Regions from separate parts of the Homo sapiens genome. Here region 1 is linked to region 2. A link is a loop called in an ENCODE intact Hi-C map of the cell type or tissue named here. Cell type or tissue: PC-3. All regions are shown on one strand. Each heading gives the region's core, and the rest is flanking DNA. Links, peaks and the distances in the headings are about the cores only. Region 1 overlaps EDIL3 (EGF like repeats and discoidin domains 3). Region 2 overlaps EDIL3 (EGF like repeats and discoidin domains 3).

Evidence for each region. A loop is a pair of places that touch in the nucleus more often than their neighbours do. Peaks named below come from ENCODE experiments on the same cell type or tissue, not always from the same donor. Only the 100,000 strongest peaks of a DNase experiment are listed, where the experiment ranks them.
Region 1: a loop joins it to region 2, with 5 times the contacts of the local background. A loop is called at or near these places in 1 of 110 quality-filtered maps.

The regions. Positions count from the first base shown.
Region 1 is chr5:84,127,492-84,134,786 of GRCh38, forward strand. All of the region lies in intron 5 of EDIL3 (EGF like repeats and discoidin domains 3), which reads right to left. Among named protein-coding and RNA genes, the nearest start is that of EDIL3-DT, 250 kb to the right of the region's middle. In PC-3, for the core only: no CTCF peak of the experiment used is centred there; no DNase peak of the experiment used is centred there; H3K27ac peaks cover 1,415 bases.
Region 2 is chr5:84,246,086-84,253,380 of GRCh38, forward strand. The region is part of intron 2 of EDIL3 (EGF like repeats and discoidin domains 3); the gene reads right to left. Among named protein-coding and RNA genes, the nearest start is that of EDIL3-DT, 130 kb to the right of the region's middle. In PC-3, for the core only: no CTCF peak of the experiment used is centred there; a DNase peak (open chromatin) is centred at 3,996; H3K4me3 peaks cover 1,262 bases; H3K27ac peaks cover 1,133 bases.

The DNA of each region.
Region 1 (7,295 bases), core at 1,427-5,426, 120 kb before region 2:
GAGCAGCCTGTGGCTATTATTTTCTACTCAGCATCTGCTCATTCTGGAACACTTGCAATCTGGCATTCTTCTCTACAGACACACAATTATATAAGGGCCATTAATGGTTTTAGCTTCCACATTAAAAGTATCTTTTCTTAGGCCTGCATTTTCTTGACCAGTTCCTATTCTGGAAACACTCTTTTCCTTGCTCTAATTCTGTATTCCTCTTCTGTTTCTTGGATTATCCTTTTATTTTATTTTTTTCGTACCTTTGCAAATAGAACTTCTTTTGCCTGATTTAAATTTTATCCTTAGCCATTTATACTTTTTACTCTCTTACTTTCTCCCTTGGCAATGCTATCTAATCTTATCACTTCATCATTCTCATGTGACCTGTAAATCTGAATCTTTGTTACCAATGCTTTCCTTAACTACAATATGCATTTTTAATAACTAGCTGTACTATCTTATCAGGATGTCCCAATTGCACCTAAAATTCAATATGCCTAAGCAGTGAAAAAGGTTGCTGTGCCCTCATTCTTCAGTTGAAGAAGATTGCTTTGAAGGTGGGAACTCAAAACATGTATTTGGCTTTATGACTTACATGCTGCTGGAAACCATTACTTCCAAGTGTGCTGATTCAGTTGAAAACTGCGGCTAGGGTCACACTAGCTGTTGCTGTCACTGCCAAACTCAGCTCCATAGTTGCCAGTCAAGTTTTATTGCAACCATTTGGAACCCTTGAGAGCTCAGGAAATCATGCCATCGTTTGAAAAATTGTGCACATTTGGTGAAAGATCAGGAACCATCTATATTCTTTCTTCTCTTCTGAGAAAGGCGTTTGTCTCTGCTTTTATCAGCAGTGTGATAAAAGCGGAAATCCCGGTGGTTTGTGCTATAATTTCCCCATTGTGAAATAACCAATTGAACCTCACTCTGACAGTCGGCCCAAAATTTCACCTAAGTACCCAAGAACGCCACATTAACATGTAGAAGATACTGTCTGGCCCACAAATTAACAATTTAACAGTGTTCCAACTTTCTAGTCCCAGGATGACTTCTTTTCTAGTAGTTTCCTAACAGAGAGGTTTTTTTGTGTTTTTTGTTTTGTATATATTTTATTTGGGTTGTCCCCCTGCTCCTTTTGTAAGGGTGAGGGTTGGAGTGATAGCTGAAAGAGTGATATTTTCAGTTTGAGAAAAATGCAATATTTTTCAATCATCCACTACAGTTCTAAATTTTATGAGAACTAAATCAAGTTATGCCGTTCTCAAACTCTCTTGATGTCTGAGTACTTCATCTTTCTTTGTCTTTGAACTGGAAAATATAAGAGCAAGTTTTAGCCTGGAGAATAAATGCAAAACTAAATTATAATCCCTGGACATATACAGTTTAGCACATAAGGGGAATGTTGAAATAATTTGAAAACAAAAACTTCTTACGGAATGTTTCAGTAATTATTTGCAATTAAATACAAAACTGTCAGGTAATGAGAATACGACTCCATTTGTTGGAAGTATTTAACAAGTCCCACATGGTCTATTTGAACATTTTGCAGATACTTGTTTGTCTTTCCTTTACTACATTATAACTTTAAGGTACAGTAGGTGAACCTTCAAAGTGTGATAATTCTGTACAAAACTGTTGTGTAACATTTGGAAAATCAGAGGCATCTGAAGGAAGATAGAACTTCCATGTCAGGCACAAATAATCCAATTTGCTTTTGTTATTGAGTCAATTTTTTGTGTTTATTGTTTCAAAAACTTCATCCTGCAGTAACGTTGAAATTGTTTCTTTCTTTATTGATATACTTGCATAGAGTTCTGGATTTTTTTAACTCACAAAAATATGTTTTAAAAGAAGTGAGAAATTAAGTTAAAATAATTATATATTCAAGTATATATGGTTACAGTTATTTGTAAATGTATCTCTATATATTTATAGGTAGATTTTAAATGTTATGCACCTCAGATTTACCCATAGTCAATTCCTTTATTTATTTATTTTTAATGTTCACAAAAGGTATCAGCCTGAGGCAAACTGTCCTTCTGTCCCACTGGAGTTTTGGATTAATTTTTATTTTATGTATTTCAAGCAAAGTAGAACAATCTTAAGTTAAATTAGCCAATGCTTTCAGAGACAAAAATCATTACCAAAGTACCCTGTTCAAATTTCTAAAACAGAGCAGATATTTGTTATATGGAATAAAATAGGATTAAAATTAAATATTTATTTTTCTTTGTTTCTCTTTGATTTCTTGTTACATTTACAAGTTAAAATCTATTCTGATGTTTTAAAAATCCCTTGTGATTGCACAAAAACATATTTATAAGATGAATTTTTAGTATATAAACATGGTTTGGCATGGACAGATCACAACCCCAAATGAAATTTCATGACTCTATATTGTTAAGGCCTAAAAGATAAGATATACTAAAGGTGCTATCACATGTTGGTTAAATAACAATCTTAACTCATCCACTAAATATTAAGATTCTTAAAGACAAAGGATCTGTTTATTCTTGAGGATAAACAAAGGATGTGTTTATTCTTGAGGATTCTCAAAGGATCTATTTATTCATCATTTTCTTTGTAAAATTCTCATCTCTACCACCCCTCCTCTTTCTGTTTGAGTATATACTATACATTCTTATGGTCTCGGCTTTCATGCCACTTTCCTAACTCCCCCAAACAAAAGGCTTCCCTGTCATAGGCTCCCTCTTTTTTGCCCTCATGGCACTTACCATATCTTATCATTAAATAATACATAATTCTTTTTTCTCTCTCATTAATCTGTATATTCTATGAGAGTAGGAACTGAATTCATTTCAATTACCATTGTTGTCCCGGCTTTAGAGGGTGAAACAATTTGTTGAATGAATGAGTTTATTCATGTATGTTCTTGTAATCTTGTACACAGTTACGCTAAGAAAAGCTCAGTAAATATTTGTGGCTAGTTTATTTGATCATATAATTGAATACATTCACTATATTGCAACATCAGACTTAGGCAGTTTTCTTGTAAAACTTATGTGTGTTTTCATTCTAATTTTCACTTCCTTATAGACACCTTTTTTAAAAAAATTATTTACTTCAGAATTTCTCTATGTTTTCCTTTTGTCTTGTCACAGCTGGATAGGGAAGAGTAGGAATTTAGTATTATATTATATAAAACTATAATCTCTGACCACTTTTTAAGAAAATACTGGAATTATTAATTCTGCTCTTGTAATTCACTAAAATCACTGCAAACATTCATTTGCTTGTCATTCGCTAAGATACCTGATCAAATAACAGTGACATCTTACAATAACTGCAAACATACAAAAAGATAAATCAAATTGGGTATTTGTAGTTCATATGTTTTGATAGCCTTTTACAAAAAACACAGCAACTATCTCCTATAATGATTTTGGGTAAATAATATTTATTTAAACTTATATTAATGCCACAGGAATTTTTAAACTTATGTATCTGTAAAACATGGTATGTAGGCATTATACCTAACATCTACACTGCTTGTTCTCAAGGACATACACTAATTTACTAAAGAAGGACAAGTTGTTTGCATAAATAATAAAACTTAAAATCACACATTATGACAAAAGAAAAGGTGAGATATACAGGTATTTTTTTTTCAAATAACTAAAAAATCCTATGTATATATATTTATGCAATTATTTCTTTATAACAGTTATTGACCTAGGTGTTTTACTAGGTATTTTAGGTATTTTACATATGCTATGAATTTTAATCTGCCTATCAATCTACATCCATCAAAAGATAGTATCAATTCCATCTGCAGATAAAGAATCTGAGGCTCAGAAGGGGCAATGTACTTGTCAGGACATATAGTTACAAATAGAAAATGTTTAAACTTCCAGTTCTATTTGAATGTAAAGCCTGCACTCTTTCCTCTTATGCTGTTGTCACTTGCCAAGGCCACTCATCAAGTGTAAGTGTTTTTAATATGTAGAGTATAATAACAGCATCCCTTTACCCTACAAAAAACAGGATCATATCATGCTTAGGGCTGCAGGCTCTGCAACTGCAATGCCTGGGATTAAGGCCAGGTTCTGAAGTTTACTAGCCAGGCCAACCTATGCAAATTAATCACTCAATAGCTCAGTCTGCTCTATAAAATGGAATCAGTAGTAAAGAGTATCTAGTACAAAGAATGCTGAGAGGATTAAAAAATCAATATTTAAAGTACTTAGGAAAGTGCTTGACACATAGTAATGCTTAAAATCAACATACATGAACTGGTGAAAAGATACAGTTTAGTAAACAAAAAAGATTTGCCTGTCATTATTTATAAATTTGTCTTTTAAAAAGCAATAATTAAATATTGAGCATAACAATACAAATCTCATCATGTATTTATCTCTACAATGTTTCAGCAATTTTCAGTGAACAAGTATGTACTTAAACAAATATACTTGGTAGTACACATTGATATCAAAAGAAAGAATATAGGGGCTGGGCACCGTGGCTCACACCTTTAATCCCAGCACTTTGGGAGATTGAGGTGGGCGGATCTCCTGAGGTCAGGAGTTTGAGATCAGCCTGGCTAATATGGTGAAACCCCGTCTCTACTAAAAATACAAAAAAAATAGCCTGGCGTGGTGGCAGGCACCTGTAATCCCAGCTACTTGGGAGGCTGAGGCAGGAGAATTGCTTGAACCTGGGAGGTGGAGGTTGCAGCCAGCCGACATCGCACTACAGCACTCTAGCCACCTGGGAGACGGAGAGAGACTCCGTCTTTAAAAAAAAAGAAAAAATATATATATAATATATCTTTTTTTCATATATAGTATATATTTTATATATAATATATATTATATATATTTTATATAATATATATTATATATATTTTATACATAATATATATTATATATATTATATATAATATATTTTATATATAATATATATTTTAACATATATTATATATTTTATATATAATATATATTTTAACATATATTATGTATTTTATATATAATATATATTTTAATATATATTATATATTTTATATATAATATATATTTTAATATATATTATATATTTTATATATAATATATATTTTATATATTTTTAATATATAATATATATTTTATATATTTTTAATATATATTATATAAATATACACACAGTATATATTGTCTATGTTTATGTGCTTGGAAATACTAGCTAATTTATAATTATGGCTAAAACAGTTAAAGCTGCTCAAATAATGAGATAAGAAAATATTAATTTACCACTTTCAAAATATATTCATAGGTATTATTTTAATATCCTTATCACAGAATTCTTAAACAACTATATAATTATCTAGATTATTTTATTAAATTTGCAAAAACTGGATAATTATGATATTTGGAAACATCACTTAGTCCTTACTAGAAGATTTTAGTTTTAATTTTTAGTAAAACCCTCTGAGATCACCCAAGTGTTTTTTTGTTTGTTTGTTTGTCATAATTGTTTGTGGATGTTGCATTATAAGAGCTCCCTTGAAATCTGTCTTACTTTCCCAAAGTAGTGCCAGTGATAAAAATGAATTTGAGTGGCATTCCTGAAATTTAATAATGTCATATTTAAACAACCAGGAGGGAAATGTATACAGGTATTGTGGGCCACATAGTCCAATAAATGAGAACAATCCTAGTTATTTTTAGATTAGTTAACTAAAGTGTTATTAATTTTCATTGCACTTAATCTAGTTTAAACATCATGTTCAGTTAAATTTACATGACAAAGCTTATCTGTTCTTATGAGAATAGTTTTCTCATTCCAATTCATCATCATTTTCAAGCTGTTTATGGAAATAACTGTCAGAACACTTGAGCTTATAACATTTAAAAGGAATGAGGGTCTGCGCGCAGTAGCTCATGCCTGTAATCCCATTACTTTGGGAGGCCGAGGTGAGAAGATCATTCAAGGTCAGGAGTTTGAGACCAGACCAAAGTGCTGAAACCCCATCTCTACTAAAAATACAAAAAAAAAAAAAAAAAAAAAAATAGCCAGGAGTGGTGGTGCGTGCCTGTAGTGCCAGCTGCTAGGGAGGCTGAGGCAGGAGAATCACTTGAACCCAGGAGGCAGTGAGCCGAGATTGTGCCACTACACTCCAGCCTGGGCGACAGAGTGAGACTCCATCTCAAAATAAAGAAATAAATAAATAAAATGAACAAGGGAATTAAATTAGGACTTTAATTAGAAGAATTGATGTAATGGTGTGATAAATACTACAGGAACATCTAAATGATTTTCACATATTAAACGTAATTTTATGTAAAATATAAAAATAATAAAACTTAACCAAACCTTGTAATAAATAAATAAATAAATAAACTAAAAAAGAATTGAGATCTTCCAAAGTAAATAAATTGTATGAATCACATCTAGAAGTCTAAACTGAAATTATTTAAATCAGAAATATGTATTATTGCCTTAACTCCCCTATAAGTATAATTAGAAAATAATTACTTAAAAAACTACAGGAAACTTTTTTTGCCTAGTATTAAAAGGTTTATTATTAACATGAAATAATTTCATTGTTATTGAAAATGTTCAATAGGTAATTGATTTGCATAATAATTTTTACCATGTAATTTTGCAACAGGTCATAATAGAGTTAGATATAAATTTATTCCTTACAAAGTAAAGGTGCTTAATAGCTAAATTAATTAAAGACACACATTACAGTAAATAATTCACAGTTATTTTTGTAATATTTATCAAGGTAATATCTCAACAAAAACATCTTGCTTTTAATTGTTTAACTTAAATATATTTGAGTTTTTAAAATGTGGTATATCACTAGTTTTGAAAATATTTCATTTAATTGTATTGGCAAAGGCAGCCTTAATATACAGTTTAAAATTGAAAGTCTGGTAAAAAATGAGGGAAAGGCTGCCCTCTGGGACATGCATGATACAAAGTCCAGAAGAAAGGTTGTCAATCATATTCCAGGGTAGAAACCAGCACAGGAGTTATCATCTATGTATTGTCAACAACTTCCAAGATCTTACCTTCAAGCAGCTTAGAGCTGGTACCACCTGTAACCTGTAGGTGCTTATATGTACCCCACAGTAAGCAAATTCTCTAAGTTCTCCATGTGCAAAACTAAATCATTACCCCTTTTTACTCTAGATTTTCTAAAATCTCTTAAGAGACTACAGAAAAAAGTAGAACCATATCCTAAGAAACCTAGACAATAGACAGAATAAAGATCCTTAATTTGTTATATGTCCTTAAAATTTAATAAAATAAAAGCAAACACCCCAATAGGAAAATATTTTAGGGAACTCTCTAGGTGA
Region 2 (7,295 bases), core at 2,180-6,179:
TTTATCAACTTGTTGCTTTGCCAATAAAACTCTTCAAAAATAAAATTAAAAAGAGAAGCAACATTCCACAGCAGATTGTAAAACTAGCCACAAACTCCTCCCCTTCTTGCATCCGCACATTTGTAAAATGAAATTGCATATATTCCCCTCAAAAGTGTTGTTAGCTACTGTGAGGCAAGCCGAGATTTGAAAAGTGCCTTTTAGGACTCGATCTTTCTTACTACTCTTGACACCTTTGCCACTGCCACTACGTAATAGTAGAGATCAGTTAACCATCTTCTATCCAGCGCCAGCTGACTGCAGACGCAGATATGAGTGCAACAAAGACGTAAAAGATGTTCCAGAGATGAATATCCACTTAGCTGTCTCACACACTTCTGAGATAATATGATTATTTTTTAATAAATCCATTAAACTCTGTGATTATTTGTTAGGCAGTAAAATACATTCAAATACAAAAGCAGTTATTCCCTATGAATAAGGACATACTCCTAGAAGAAAGGACAGTGGTTTAAATGACATACATCAATTTCTTAATGGGTCATTGTCTTTTCTTACAAATAAAAGCTTTACCACAAACTGGCTTTTACCCTTTGACTGGGCTAGAGTGGCTTTTGGTACTCAATAATATCTAAGGTTCTTTGATGTTATACATTTTTTTCTTTCTGAAAGTTAACATATAATTGTCACAGCTTGGAATTGCAAACTAACAAATTCTAATCATTGTCATTATTAATAAAGCAGAAATATTTTTACATCAATAAGCTAATGAGTTTATATGGTATGTTACAGAATTTTTACACATATAAAATATAATTACTTTTCCATAATATATGCAAAATTAGTACGAAAACTTTCCCTTAATTATCTGTCATCTTAACTGCACAATTATATTTGTTTGTATGAACTTATATTTACCCTTTCTTATTATTAGAAAAGTAAGTAAACATAACTGTGAAAATAAATCCCTTTGACCCTAGTTGACTGGAAAATTTCTTAGCAATCATCTATTGGCTAGCAGCTTTAGAGAAAGTATTTTAGTCCGTGAAACATAGCTCTCATTATGGTAACTTCTAGAAAAATGGATTCAATCATGAGTCTAAGAAGTAATCTTAAGTAGAGGGGAAAATAAACCACCCCGACAACTACTCACAATTTCATCTACTATCTGAAAAATTTAACTGAAATTTACCAAATCCCTCATTTGGTAACCAAAGTCTCGAAATCTAAAATAACCCTACACCACCCAAGAGAGCTACTTAAGGCTCGTTAACTTTCTGATATTTCATGAACACTAACAAGAAGTCTTTCGGACAACGTCAGACTCTATTATACTACTTGATATTCTGACACTGATTGCCTTCTGAAAGATAAACATGAATATGGCTATTCATAGAGTGAAATGTACAGTCAACTTCTAGTTTTTTAAAAAATGTGTATGACAGTCTGTATTTTCTGGGATAAATATATTCAATTTTTCATAATAAAATGAAAGCTGAGGAACAGATTATTAGTGACAATATAGGAGGGTAACACATTTAATAGAATCTGAATTTGTGGTAGAAAAGGGATATCATTACCAAAGGGAAATAAGTTTCTATGGAATATGATAGGTAAAAGAGGATAAGAGAAGATAAAACAGAATAAAATAACTTTTCCTGAATATATATATGTATTTTTTACATGATATGCTATACATATATATATTTGGAAATGAGAAGCCTGGCCAGATGTCAATGTAATTACAGAGAAGATAAAAAGAAATTATAAATAAAATAATATACAGTACTATTATCCTGTACTGACCTACTGTCAATAATACACATACTTTTAATTTTTTCCAAGTGATAATGAATCTTATATTACTACCAAATTCCAATGTTTATATTCTTTGTTTTGTCTGATCATTTTAACAATATTTTACACATATTTACGACAAAGACCATTTTTTAACTGCTATATCCTCAGTGCCAGGAAGAGTGGCACATAGCTGATACTCAAATATTTGATAGATGAATGAGTAAGCAAATAAATAAATAGACAAATGTTTGTTTTAGCCATTTAATTTTTTTCTACAAATTCTTCTACGTGCCACAGTCAAGCTCTTTCTCCACAACGCCAGCAAAACTAATCTTCCGTAAACCAACAAGATCATCCATCAATCACATGTAATCAAAGGAAATGCTTATCTTGCTTAACTGCTCCACAGTACTTGACACTGCTGATTACCCACTCCTTGAGACATTGTTAATCCTGAACTTACTGTGCACCACACTTTCCTGGTTTTCCTTCTACCTGACTACTCTGCCTCTCTGGCTCCTTTACAGATTTCACTTTCTCTGCCTATCACTTAAATATTGATGGCCTCTTACCGCTTTGTATTTCTAATTCCTCTATTCTTTCCCATGTCTAGCTCTTCTATTCTTTGCTATTATCCTGTTTCTAGACAGACTCATCCATTCCCTAAGCTTCAATAACCATCTATGTAATTATGACTTCTACATCTATGCTTGACTTCTTAGATAATGTCTATCAAATTTGTCAAATTCAACATGTGAAATACTGAACTCTCCTTCTGCCTCCCAATCCTGTGTATTGTCATTTATAATATCTCAGTAAATGATACCCAGTTGCTCAGGCCAGAAACTGGGGATGCCTTTCTTTACTCTTAGTTTCTCCCAAACTCTTTTTCTTCATACCCCATAAATAAGCAATAATTGTCTATGGTATCATCTAAATACTCAGTGACTCTCTCCTCTTCATCCCGTTAGTTACCACATTGACAGAAGCCAAGATCATCATGTCTAGCCTCATCTGCTGCAATTGCCTTCAAATTGTCCCCCTGCTGTATTTTGCTGTAATTTGTTTTCCATATTGCACCAACAGAAATACAAAATCTCTTGTTTTTCTTAGTAAAAAGTTGAAATTTTTTTAAACACTGTACCAAACTCTAGAGTATCTGCCACTTGTCACCATCCTCAGAGTCAGTGCTGGCCACCATGTCCCTTCTCTCTAAGTTTTAGCCACATTTAACTTCTTTCAGTTTATGACATTATACCTTTTTTTTTAATCTCCTGGTTATTCTACACACTATTTTCTCTGTCTGGAATAGGTTTTGTTGTTTGTTGTAGTTTTTAGTCTGCAATAGATTGAAATTATTTTTTAGATTTATGTCTAGATGTTACTTTTTCAGGTTGGCATGCATTCCTTTACACTTAGCTTAAAGCAAGACATCTGCTTTATATTTTTATGGCTCCAGGTACTTGTATCACAACACATAACAACATATCTTTCTATCTATCTATCTATCTATCTATCTATCTATCTATCTATCTATCTATCTATCATCTATTTTTCTATCTATTATCTATCTCCATCTTTCTGTCTGTATGTATGTCTGTCTGTCTATCTATTTGTCTCATCATCTAAACAGCAACTTGTTTATCATTGCCCCTCCACCATTCAAGTAACTATTACTTAGTAAACACTCAATAAATATTTGTTTGAAAATAAATGAAAACTAAGATTTTATTTGTTTAAAAAAAGTCACTTATTTTTTCCCTTTGATTACGTTAATATACTATGTATTTGAGTTGTAAAAGTTTATACTTTTTACTAGTTTAATGGATTACTCTGATAACACACATAGGATAGTTATGCCACAGAACTTGTACAATTTAAAAATTCTCAAGATTTCCATTTATGAACTGTATAATATATACTGATAGGCTGGGAGAGGTGGCTCATGCCTGTAATCCCAGCACTTTGGGAGCCAAGGTGGGTGGATCACCTGAGGTCAGGAGTTGGAGACCAGTCTGGCCATATATATATATGGAAAGAGATAATAGAACATTTATATATATATAGAGAGAGAGATAATAGAAAATTTCTGCATGAAATGAATGTGTCATAATATAGCTCCCAATTACACAGTGCCATCCAGGAATGTGAGTGAGTAATTGGGAAGCAATTTGCGGCTTAGCCACATGGTGGTCTGTCCACAAATCCTCTGGAGAGGGAGGCAGCATTCAGTGCACATCTGTGCAAACACTGGTTAATCTGGGTAATGCCTTCGAATTCAAGAATTTAAAACAAGGGCTTTTTCTTTGCTTTGTTTGAAGAGAAGTTTTCCTACTGCCATTTTCAGATATCAGAAGTGAATCTTAATAACTCTAAGAGGCTGAGCACATTGAGTTGTGTAGGTGTGTGATAGCTGTGTGTGGGGATACAGAGAGGCAGAGAGAGAGAGAGAATGAGAATGCAGTATACAGAAATATCAAAAAATGTCCAGAGAAAAGCAATGTTGTCTAGTGAAGGAAGTTCACAAATCTGAGAAAGTCAATTCTGCCAAACTATCCTACGTAACACAGGAATGCAAGTGATGTGAGTATTGATTGCAAATGTGTTAAGTGTTTTGTGCTTATCTGACATTATATGCTTTGTGAGGGAAGAATAAAAGTACAAAACTGGATGAGGATCGCTTGAAATAAATATCAACAACCTGAAACAAAGCTACTGCAAAGTAGTAAGGTTTGAGGTAAAATCATGAAATGTTTTTCTCTAAGCATGCATTTGAAATTCTCCTTTCCAGATGAACTGCAATGAAAAGAGTATGTGTCTGACTGTAGAATAAACAGGATAAACATAATTTTAAAAACTGGGATCAAAAAACAACTTTTTCTAAGCAAATATAAATGAGATTATTTTCTTTCCTTTGGAAATTAAAAATATAAAGATTCAGAATTTCATAATATATATGGCTCAAAATTCATATGGTCTGAAATGGATAGAAGAAACCTTAGACACATCTCTATCTTTGTGGTAACTAATATGTAAGGAAAAATACAGACTAGTGACAGCTCAAATATTTTTTGTCTTTTAAGATATTACCTCAAAATACCCACATGTGTTTTTTGTTTGTTTGTTTTTTAAATTCCAATACACTCTGTTTCCTGCATTGGTGCTAGATAACAACAGGAGAACAATAACAAAAAAGCCTTGGCCAAGCCATTTATTTTTATTTTTATTTATATATTTATTTATTTGAGATGGAGTCTCTCTCTGTCACCTAGGCTGGAATGCAGTGGCACAATCTCAGCTCATTGCAACCTCTGCCTCCTGGGTTCAAGTGATTCTCCTGCCTCAGCCTCCCTAGTAGCTGGGACTACAGGAACCTGTTATTGTGCCCGGTTAATTTTTGTATATTTGGTAGAGACAGGGTTTCACTATGTTGGCCAGGCTGGTCTCAAACTCCTGACTTCGTGATCCGCCCACCTCGGCCTTCCAAAGTGCTGGGATTACCGACCAGCGTGAGCCACCACGCCCGGCCTTTTTTTTTTTTTCGAAACAAAAACGCAGGATGGTCTTTAGTAATCTAATGTTTGAAATATTTGATCCCAATATTAGTTTTAAAAATATGAAAAGACCCAAGGTAAGCTAGATATTAAAGGCATTACTACCAAGTATTACTATGCAATCAATATTTAGTACACCTTTCATATGCAAGAAAATATGAAGCTAAGAAAAAGCAGTAGAAAGGCAATAGGGTAATGTTTCTGTCATAAATAGGTATTGAACTTGAAAACTGTGCTTGATTTCTCATTATTTTCTGATCCTTTATAAAAATTACGTCATAATATAGGAAAGTTGTATTCAAGAAACTGTCAACACTTTAAGACTTTAGGAAAGTTTTTTCCTAGTATTTTAATGTTAGAACACCAGCACATGAAAATAGAATTGGTGTAACTAATATCCTATACTAAATGATCAAACAAATACAAACTAAATACATTTCTTCCAAAAACTCCTAAATACAGCCCAGAGAAGAATAGGGTTGTATGAAATGTATAATTAAAAAATATAGCTTAAAATAATACAGTATAACTATCCAATTTCTGAATATCAGAGATGTATACTAATATGTAATAATGAATCTGAGTAGAATTTAATTCTATAAGCGTTTAATTTCCCAAAGTCACACTGAACTAGGTGGGATATGGCAGCGTGCTTAGTTTTTAAAGTGTTGCTGCCCATAGTATCAGTCTTCAGATAAAATGTTGAATGTTGGATTAATATTTAAAAGTATAGCCCAAAAGTATACAAGTATTTACTTTAAAATTCGGCTGGCCGGGCGCGGTCGCTCACGCCTGTAATCCCAACACTTTGGGAGGCCGAGGTGGGTGGATCACGAGCTCAGGAAATCGAGATCATCCTGGCTAACACAGTGAAACCCCGTCTGTACTAAAAATACAAAAAGAAATTAGCCGGGCGTGGCGGCAGGCGCCTGTAGTCCCAGCTTCTCCGGAGGCTGAGGCAGGAGAACGGTGTGAACCCGGGGTGCGGAGCTTGCAGCGAGCTGAGATCGTGCCAGTGCACCCCAGCCTGTGCGACAAAGTGAGACTCCGTCTCAAAAAAAAAAAAAAAAAAAAAAAAATTCTGCTAAGATACTGATTTCTTAATCATTTACCTACATTTGTTTCTCTGATTCCAGATTTGGATCTTTCAAATAGTGCCAAAAATATTATATACTATTATACAACTCGAAGGCACTGCCAATTTGGGGTTGTTGGGCTTAAAATACAACACTAAAATTTTACTCTATTCATACATTTCTACTAGGGGTATTTATGACTCTAATTTTCTTCAGATATACAGACTTTCCTGAGGATATGATTCTCACATTAAACTCTGAAACTCAAATGTACATATTTGAAGCCTGGGTCAAAGTGGTTACAACAGTTTTATTTCGATGGCACTGTGTCAAACCTCCTAAAATATCAGTGAGTTAATAAAAGCATTAAAAGAGAATTATCTTTGAAGATGAATTAAATGAACAAAGTACCTTTCAGCAATAATAAACTTCTTTAGATAACATATATTCATAATGCAATATAAAAAATAAGGAAAATTCATTAAAAAAATAAAGCACACTACAATCCAGTAACTAATGGCCAAAGATGGTAAATTAATGGTTTTATTTAATTATTCTTTCTTTCATTCAACCAATAGTTACTGGATTTTTACTATGCATAAGGTAATTAAGTTAGGTGCACTGGGTACAATGATGGGTAATTCAGACTGATCCCTGGACGCTATTACTTTTCTTTTTCAAAACTATTTCCCCAAAGCCATTGAAGTGTCCTGTTTCTCTAAGGTTTATGCAGGTTGACAAAACATGTTTGGTTTCCTATAATGAACAGATATATTCCATCTTGTACTCTTCGTGGTACTAATGCGAAAAATATAAATTTTTTTCAAACTTACCTGTGCTATTAACTTTGAAAATTATTTCTCTC